Regions from separate parts of the Homo sapiens genome. Here region 1 is linked to region 2. A link is an interaction called in ENCODE POLR2A ChIA-PET data of the cell type or tissue named here. Cell type or tissue: CD4-positive, alpha-beta T cell. All regions are shown on one strand. Links, peaks and the distances in the headings refer to the core of each region. The heading gives the core; the rest is flanking DNA.

Region 1 (4,390 bases), core at 172-4,171, 85 kb after region 2:
AACATCTTAAAAAGGGCAGAGCCAAGACTGACCTCAAAACCCACATCATTTTCATTACACCATATGGGCTTTCTATGTTGCCGTCTTTTAGCGAAGTGGAACTTGTTAGAAATGCAAATTTTGGGGCCCCATCCAGACCTACTGAGTAAGAGGGAGGGGCAGAGGCAGCAGTTTCTGTTCACAAACCTTTCAGGTAATTCTAATACACATTCAAGTTTGAGAACCACTGTTTAGCAGAAGCGAACTTGTAAGAACCATGTCCTTTTTAAAAAAATGACAGTTCTTGCCCAGGCATGCTGGCTCATGCCCGTAATCCCAACACTTTGGGAGGCCGAGGCAGGTGGATCACTTGAGGTCAGGACTTCAAGACCAGCCTGGCCAACATGGTGAAACCCCGTCTCTATTAAAAATACAAAAATTAGCCGGGCATGGTGGCATGCACCTGTAATACCAGCTCGGGAGGCTGAGGCATGAGAATCACTTTAACCCAGGAGGCGGAGCTTGCAGTGAGCCGAGAGTGCACCACTGCACTCCATCTGGGGAGACAGAGTAAGACTCAGTCTCAAAAAAAAAAAAAAAAAAAAAAGACGTTTCTTGATTTTTTTAATTTTTAATTTTCTTTCTTTCTTTTCTTTTTTTTTTTTTTTGAGATGGAGTTTTGCTCTGTTACCCAGGCTGGAGTGCAATGGCACAATCTTGGCTCACCGCAACCTCCGCCTCCCAGGTTCAAGCGATTCTCCTGCCTCAGCCTTCCTGAGTAGCAGGGATTACAGGCATGTGCCACCACGCCTAGCTAATTTTGCATTTTTAGTAGAGATGGGGTTTCTCCATGTTGGTCAGGCTGGTCTCGAGCTCTCAACCTCAGGTGATCTGCCCACCTCAGCCTCCCAAAGTGCTGGGATTACAGGTGTGAGCCACCGCGCCCAGCCTAATTTTCTCTTTTAAACTGAGCCTTGTCTTCTTATTTTCCAGTTGATTTTGGTTTTGGATTTTGTTTAAGAAAGTAATTATGTGCTCATTGAAGAAAGTAGATAGAAGAAAATAAAAATCAGCTATAATTCTACCACTCAGCGATAATTGCTATTGACATTTTGATCAATTTCCTTTTAGCATGTTTCCATATATAAGTACCTTTTTTACTATATTAGATCACATTATATATTTATATTTTATTTTTTTCATTCCATAGTTTCCTATTTCATTGTATATTCTCTAAAAATATTCTTTTAGTAGTTGCTTAGTAATCAGTGCTTTACTGTCAAATGTTTTATTTTTAAATGTTACTTTTTATATGATTAGAATGAATATTCTCTTGTATTCTCTTGTGTGCTTCTTTGATTTTCTTTCTTTTTTTTTTTTTTTTTTTTTTTTTTAAGACAGTGTCTCGCCCTACCGCCCAGGCTGGAGTGCAGTGGCACAACCTCAGCTCACTGCAGCCTCGACCTCCTGGGCTCAAGCAATCCTCTCACCTTAGCCTTCTGAGTAGCTGGAACTACAGGCTCACACCACCACGTCTGGCTTTTTATTTTTTTATTTTTTTATTTTTGTAGAGACAGGGTTTCACCATGTTGCCGAGGCTGGTCTTGGACTCCTGAACTCAAGCAATCCACCCGCATCAGCCTCCCAAACTGCTGGGATTAAAGGTGTGAGCCACTGTGCCTGGCCTGATTTTTTTTTTTTTTTTTTTTTTTTTTTTTGAGACGGAGTCTCACTCTGTCTTCCATGCCGGAGTGTAATGGCACAATCTCGGCTGACTGCAGCCACCACCTCCCGGGTTCAAGAGATTCTCCCACCTCAGCCTCTTGAATAGCTGGGATTACAAGCACCCGCCATCATGCCCGGCTAATTTTTGTATTTTTTGTAGACACAGGGTTTCACCATGTTGGCCAGGCTGGTCTTGAACTCCTGACCTCAGGTGATCCACTCACCTCAGCCTCCCAAAGTGCTGGGATTACAGGCATGAGCCACCGTGCTTGGCCCCATGATTTTCTTTCTAAGGCTACGTTGTTATAAATGGAATAATTAGGTCAAAAGGTATGAATGTTTTTACAGCTAGAGAGCCAAAGTACCCTCCAGGAGATTGATATTGATTTGTTCTCCATTCACTGATCCAGTAAACAAATATTTATTAAGCACCATGTGCTAGACTTTAGAAAGTTTATTACAATAAACAAAATAGTTACACTCCTTGCCTTCAAGGAGCTTTTGGTGGTTTTTGTATCCTTTTTTTTTTCTTTGAGACAGGGTCTTGCTCTGTCACCCAGGCTGGAGTGCAGTGGCATGATCATAACCTGAGGCTTTCAAGGGATCCACCCACCTCAGCTTCCTGTATAACTGGTGCACAGCACCACAGCCAGCTAATTATTTCTTAATTTTTTGTAGAGACAGGGTGTTTCTATGTTGCCTAGTCTGATCTTGAACTCCTGGCCTCAAGCAATCCTCCTCCCTCGGCCTCCCAAAGGCTTGGGATTACAGGCATAGCCACTGTGCCCAGCTAGAGCTTTTGATCTTAAAAGAAGGCATTAAATCCTAAGTATTTCCATACCCTTGCCAGCACTGAGTTTGTGCAGTTTAAAAAGAAATCGATTTCATTTTGTTAGGTAGGAATGGTGTTTTTTGTTGTCATTGTTTAAATTAGTGAGGCTGAACAATTTTTCTTGTTCATTTATTTATTCATCAGTTGTTTATTAAGAATCTGTTATATACCAAAACAATGCTAGGCACTGGAAATATGATAAAGAAGATGGACATGTGTTTTCCTTCACAGAGTTTATAATGTAGTAATTATTGGTTGTGTATATTTCTTCATTTCTAAATTGTATCCTCTTCCATTTTTCCATTGGAGCATTTATTTTTAAGAATTGATTTGAGAGTGTTCCTTTATTCAATCAGTATGTAGTGAACTACCATGTACTAAACAATATGGTGCAAAACAAACAGATGAGGAAAAGAACAGGTGAGGATGTTAGCCAGGCATGGTTCCATGTGCCTAGAGTCCTACCCACTTGGGAGAATGAGGCGAGAGGATTGCTTCAGCCCAGGAACTTGAGGTTGCAGTAAACTATGATCACACCACTGCACTCCACCCTAGGGGACAGAGCAAGACGTATTTTTGTTTTCTTAGAGATTTTCATTACCTTGTCTAGTTTCTTTTGATTCTTACTTGCCTTACTGCCAGCTCTTCCTTTTTACCTCAATCTGTATACTTCATATATTACCTGTTTTTTAGTATCCATTTGTCTTGTTGTTGTTGTTGTTGTTTTTGAGACAGAGTCTCGCTCTGTCGCCCAGGCTGGAGTGCAGTGGCGCAATCTCGGCTCACTGCAAGCTCCGCCTCCCGGGTTCACGCCATTCTCCTGCCTCGGCCTCCGGAGTAGCTGGGACTACAGGCTCCCACCACCACGCCCAGCTAATTTTTTGTATTTTTAGTAGAGACAGCGTTTCACCATGTTAGTCAAGATGGTCTCAATCTCCTGACGTCGTGATCCCCCCATCTCGGCCTCCCAAAGTGGTGGGATTACAGGCGTGAGCCACCGCGCCCGGCTTTTTTTTTTTTTTTTTGGGGGGGGGGGGCGGGGAGACAGAGTCTCACTCTGTTGACCAGGCTGGAGTGCAGTGGCGTGATCTCAGCTCATTCCAGCCTCAACTTCCTGGGTTCAAGCAATCCTGCCTCAGCCTCCAAAAGTGCTGGGATTACAGGCGTAAACCCCCATATTCTCGGCCTTTTTATTGAATTTTTATTGCAAACATAAAGTAGTTTTGTTTTTTGTTTTTTAGATGGAGTCTCACTCTATCACCCAGGCTAGAGGGCAGTGGCACAATCTCAGCTCCCTGCAACCTCTGCCTCCCAGGTTCAACAGATTCTCCTGCCTCAGCCTCCCAAGAAGCCGGGACTACAGGCCTATGCCCAGCTAATTTTCTGTATTTTTAGTAGAGACAGGGTTTTGCCATGTTGGCAAGCCTGGCCTCGAACTCCTCACCTCAAATGATCCACTCGCCTCAGACTCTCAAAGTGCTGGGATTACAGGCGTGAGCTACCACGCCCAGCCTCTTCCTCATCTTGAGTGCTGTGTTTTCTTTTTATATGCTGTAGAATCTTCTCATAAACCTATGAGGTGGTTGTAATTTTTTTCTGTTTACTCATCCTTAGATGAGCAGTGTTGCTATGAGTCAATCTTTTTCTTTTAAAGACTTTTAATAGGTTGTTGGGAGAAGCTTAGGGATCTCTAGTCAGATGACTTCTTAAATTAGAACTTAAGACTTTTCATTTTGAAAACCGGTTGTGCTGACTGGAATGGGCACATTAAAGAATTGAACTAAGGCTGGGCGCGGTGGCTCATACCTGTAATCCCAGCACTTTGGGAGGCTGAGGCAGGCAGATCACGTGAGG
Region 2 (4,390 bases), core at 312-4,311:
GAGCAGGAAGAGGAGAAACACACCAAAGTGATTATCTGAGAAGTGATGGGAAACAGCTGGGCAAATAATGAGAATGATTAGACTAGGAATATGAGACAAAGAAGCCCATCATGGTGCTGAGACAGGGTTTCTGGGTTTGCTGCCAAAGAGGTTTGCTGGATATTTTAAAATCAGGCCTAGATTCTAGGCACTGAAATCACCAACTGTTTATTTCTTGCAGGTAAAAGGAAACTGCACTCCTAACATAAGTCCTATATACACTTTTGGGAATGAAGTCCACTTGTCTGAGATGGAAAGATGACACAAGCCAAAAGAGCTGGAGGATACCAAATGAAGAAAAACCGCATCCAGGCCCATTTTCTGCTCTTCGTTTTCCAATTTTCTGCCCTACAAACTCTTTGTTTCTCTTTTAAAATAAGGTGAAACTCAACAGATGCTGCTTACTTAAAGCAGAAAACAAGCATAAAATAATAGTGTTCTGAAGCTTTTCTAAGGAATCAGACAGATAATTCAGTTAAAGTGGGTTTCATCCAGGAGACGTAAATGAACACTGAACAAGTTGCTGGATCTCTCTGGCCTTCATTTCCTCATGGGCAGAAATTAAGACTAAATTAGGCCAGGCGCGGTGGCTCACGCCTGTAATCCCAGCACTTTGGGAGGCCGAGGCAGGTGGATCACGAGGTCAGGAGATTGAGACCGTCCTAGCTAACATGGTGAAACCCTGTCTCTACTAAAAATACAAAAATTAGCTGGGTGTGGTGGCGCATGCCTGTAATCCCAGCTACTCGGAAGGCTGAGGCAGGAGAATTGCTTGAATCAGGGGGTCGGAGGTTTCAGTGAGCCGAGATCACGCCACTGCACTCCAGCCTGAGTGACAGAGTGAGACTCCATCTCAAAAAAAAAAGAAAAAAGAAAAAAGAAAAGAAAAGAAATTAAGACTAAATGAGTGCTACTATTTAAACTGGGTTCCTCCAAGCCCTAGGATTACAGAAGGTACTTCAGTGGCTGCACGAGGAAAAACTGACCTCCCTCCCTTACAAGGGTAGGGCTCTGTATACTGCTTCCTCCTCACCTTCAAAGTAGCTCTACTTTTAGCTGTGTAATTTTGGAGAAAGGCTAGAAAAAAAAAAAGGAGCAATTCTGCTACAAAGGAGAGAAAAATTTACCCCCCAAATATTCTACAGCTCTAGGTATAAGTATTTTATAAAGACAAAAAGACTACACCACTACAAGTCATGCAAATAGCCCTCACTTACATGCCTACCGAAGGTGTAGATGTGTACAGGCAGCTTTTAGGGAAGGAGCTATGCCCCGCTTCACCTTGAGACATGTAGTATTCCTTTAGAGCCCAACAGGTTAAGTTCGAATCCTGGCTCAGGTAAGCTACAATTTCCCTGAGGCTGTCCTCTTACCTGCCAAGGGCTTTCACTTCATGCTAAAGCCCTTCTTCTGACATGCAGGCTATCTGACCACGTGATTGTATCAACCAGCCCCTAGGTCATAGTCCTTCAATCAGGACTGTGCACCAACTCACAATATCCTCCCCACCCCCACTCCTACCTCAAAGCTTTGGGGATGATCAAATGATAAGCAAAGCACCTAGCACACAGAAGGTGTTCCTGCCTTTCCCTTCCACCCCCACCTCCCTGCAAAAACCACTTTGTATTTGTATGATACATTACTTATCATAAAATTCTAAATCTGGAATATCTTCTCGAGATCAAGAGCACAAACCCAAATGCCTGAAGAGCCAGGGAGATCACATAAAGGAGTGACACAGTCCAGCTTTAACAAAACGTATGGAGGGTGTGTGATGACACAGACTCACTGTCAGGAAGATCACAGGGAGGAGTGGGGCCGGTGGCCCTGAGAAAGTTCATGCCCCTGCTCATGGGGCAGCCATTCCTCAATGCCAGCCAATTGCTGTCACGAAGGAACGTGGGCTAAGAGTTGTCAAGTCTTTTGACTGCTAAAAACAGCTGGATCTTTAGGTGAGAGCTCCTGATTTAAAAATCAGGCAACAAACTTTTAAAAATCTCTTAAACCTTGTGCAGTTTAATGAAAACACATTTCTAAGCTAGGACTGAACCAGACAGCCCTGCTTCCATCTTTACAAGGGCCTGTGAAGTCAGCAGGTCATGTACTACAACCTCCACTTGACCAACTGGGAAACTAAAACACAGTGAAAAGCCTAAGCATCCTCCTTAGTACTGCCACCTAGTGGCCGGACCAGGGCTAGACTGCAAGGGTGCCAACTGGTGTCCCCTCTCAAGCTGCCGTCCCCTCCCTGCAGCAGCAGATCATGCAGGAACACCTCCACTCCCAGGGAAGGGAGAAGAGAAATGGCACAGTGAAAGGCAAGAGGGACTGCCCACAGCTCTGCCTGTCTAGCTGATCAGGTGGGAGAGTGTCCTCTCCATGGTGAGAGCTTGGGTGTACCATTCAGGTGGCAGAGTATCCTCTCCACGGTAAGAACCTGGGTGCACTATTCAGGTGGGAGAGTGTCCTCTCCACAGTTAGAACCTGGGTGCACTATTCAGGTGGCAGAGTGTCCTCTCCACAGTGAGAGCTTGCGTACACTATGCAGGTGGCAGAGTGTCCTCTCCACGGTGAGAGCTTGGGTGGACTATTCAGGTGGCAGAGTGTCCTCTCCACAGTGAGAGTTCGGGTACACTGTTCAGGTGGGAGTGTGTCCTCTCCATGGTGAGAGCTTGGGTGGACTATTCAGGTGGCAGAGTGTCCTCTCCACAGTGAGAACCTGGGTGCACTATTCAAGTGGGAGAGTGTCCTCTCCATGGTGAGAACTTGGGTGCTCTATCCACAGCATCTGTGAGCTCCCACAAGGAATGACCCCCAAGAGGCTGATCAACACCCATCCACAACTTACATTGAAGACAACTTTGCCAAAAGCTTCGGAAGGAACAAAAGTTTTCAAAACTCTAGAACAGATGGCAAGGAGCACAGCAAAGCTTTTTCCAGGAGAAAAGGTCAATGCAAAGCATGTGTCAACACTGATTTCAGTGGGGGCTTGGGGTTTGTTTTTTTAATGTCAATCTCTCCTCACTTGCCTCAATTAAAAATCATCATGTGCCAGCTCCTTCTGGAGAACATGTCAAAGCAGTCCTTTCCCCAAGCAGATAGAACACCCAGATGGGGGATGACTTGAGGTTTTCAACTCCCTCTCTCCCCACTCAAGCTGTGGGCACAAAATCAGAGACTGGCAAACGGTGGTGGTTGTGGAGGTGGTACAGAAACATCAACAGAACCCAATCGAGGCCACAGCCCAGGCTGAACATGGCACACTGGCCTGGCTATTGGTTCTTTCTCTCCAGGACTGTTATGATTGATTGGGGAGGATCTCCAGCTCAGGAGGTTCTTTTTAGGGGTTTGGCAAGAGTCTCCCTCCTCCTCTCAAAAATTAATTTTCCAGGAAAAATACTTGCCTGGAACAAAAGGGAAGAGTTTAAGAAATCAAGTTGGTTCACATATACCAGAGACTTTTTGATTACTGCACCTAGAACCACAGCACATTGGGCCTGGGCTATCAGCTAAGGCTAACCAAGAAAGGGCCTTTCCACAAGCTACCCGCCCCCACCTTTGCCGTACTGCTGCCACAGAGTTAGCTATCTGGCAAATGTAGAGAGATATGCTGAAAGACATCAGAAACTTAATATCATTTGAAACTTCGCAATGGCTTCTCACCCCTCTTAGAATAAAACTCCAAATACTGACCAAGGCCCGCAATTCCCAGAGTGATGTGGTCTCTCTCCAACCTAGCTCATACACCTCCACCTTCCAGTGCTCACTCTGTTCCAGCCACAAGAGCCTTCTTTCTTCTTCAGCATTGCTTATGCTCCAATCTGCCTAAGGATCTTTGCACATGCTTCTCCCTTTGGCCCTTTCACCCCATTCTTGGCCTGAGCCACTCCTAGTAATCATCCTTCAGATTTCAGGCTAAACGTTACTTCCTTGCTAAGCCTTTCCTGATGGTCCCTGGCCCTCACTCCCATATGATTAAGTTCTTTGGTATACACAGCACCCTCTACTTTCCCTCCAGGACATACCATGAATATAATTAAATACTTATAGGGTAATTCCTGGTTGCATGCCTTCTTCCCCTGTACACTCTAAACTGCACAAGGGCAGGGACGATGACTGATTCACTGTGGCATCTCTGTCACCCAGCACAGTGGCTGCTCCATAGCAGGTTCTCAAGTGTTTGTTATACAATGTGTTTGCTGAGTACCATAAAGGATACCAATAAAAAATTTTAAAAAAACAACAAAACTACAATGACAGCAACAACAAAAACCCTTACCAGACCTTCAGAAGGTTAGAGTCTAGTATGGACTAGAAGGGACATATATTAAGAGAACATCCTCTTGGTGAA

Evidence for each region. ChIA-PET counts read pairs that join two places held together with the same protein. Peaks named below come from ENCODE experiments on the same cell type or tissue, not always from the same donor. Only the 100,000 strongest peaks of a DNase experiment are listed, where the experiment ranks them.
Region 1: POLR2A ChIA-PET joins it to region 2 with 6 read pairs; 15 of 35 experiments call an interaction of 5 or more read pairs at or near these places.

What each region holds. Positions count from the first base shown.
Region 1 is chr2:69,648,257-69,652,646 of GRCh38, forward strand. It overlaps a transcript of ANXA4 not described here. Among named protein-coding and RNA genes, the nearest start is that of AAK1, 6.7 kb to the left of the region's middle. In CD4-positive, alpha-beta T cell, for the core only: no CTCF peak of the experiment used is centred there; DNase peaks (open chromatin) are centred at 505 and 2,315; H3K4me3 peaks cover 770 bases; H3K27ac peaks cover 1,106 bases.
Region 2 is chr2:69,563,298-69,567,687 of GRCh38, forward strand. The region is part of intron 2 of AAK1 (AP2 associated kinase 1); the gene reads right to left. Among named protein-coding and RNA genes, the nearest start is that of SNORA36C, 45 kb to the left of the region's middle. In CD4-positive, alpha-beta T cell, for the core only: CTCF peaks have their summits at 2,225 (motif pointing left) and 2,424; DNase peaks (open chromatin) are centred at 2,214 and 3,584; H3K27ac peaks cover 361 bases.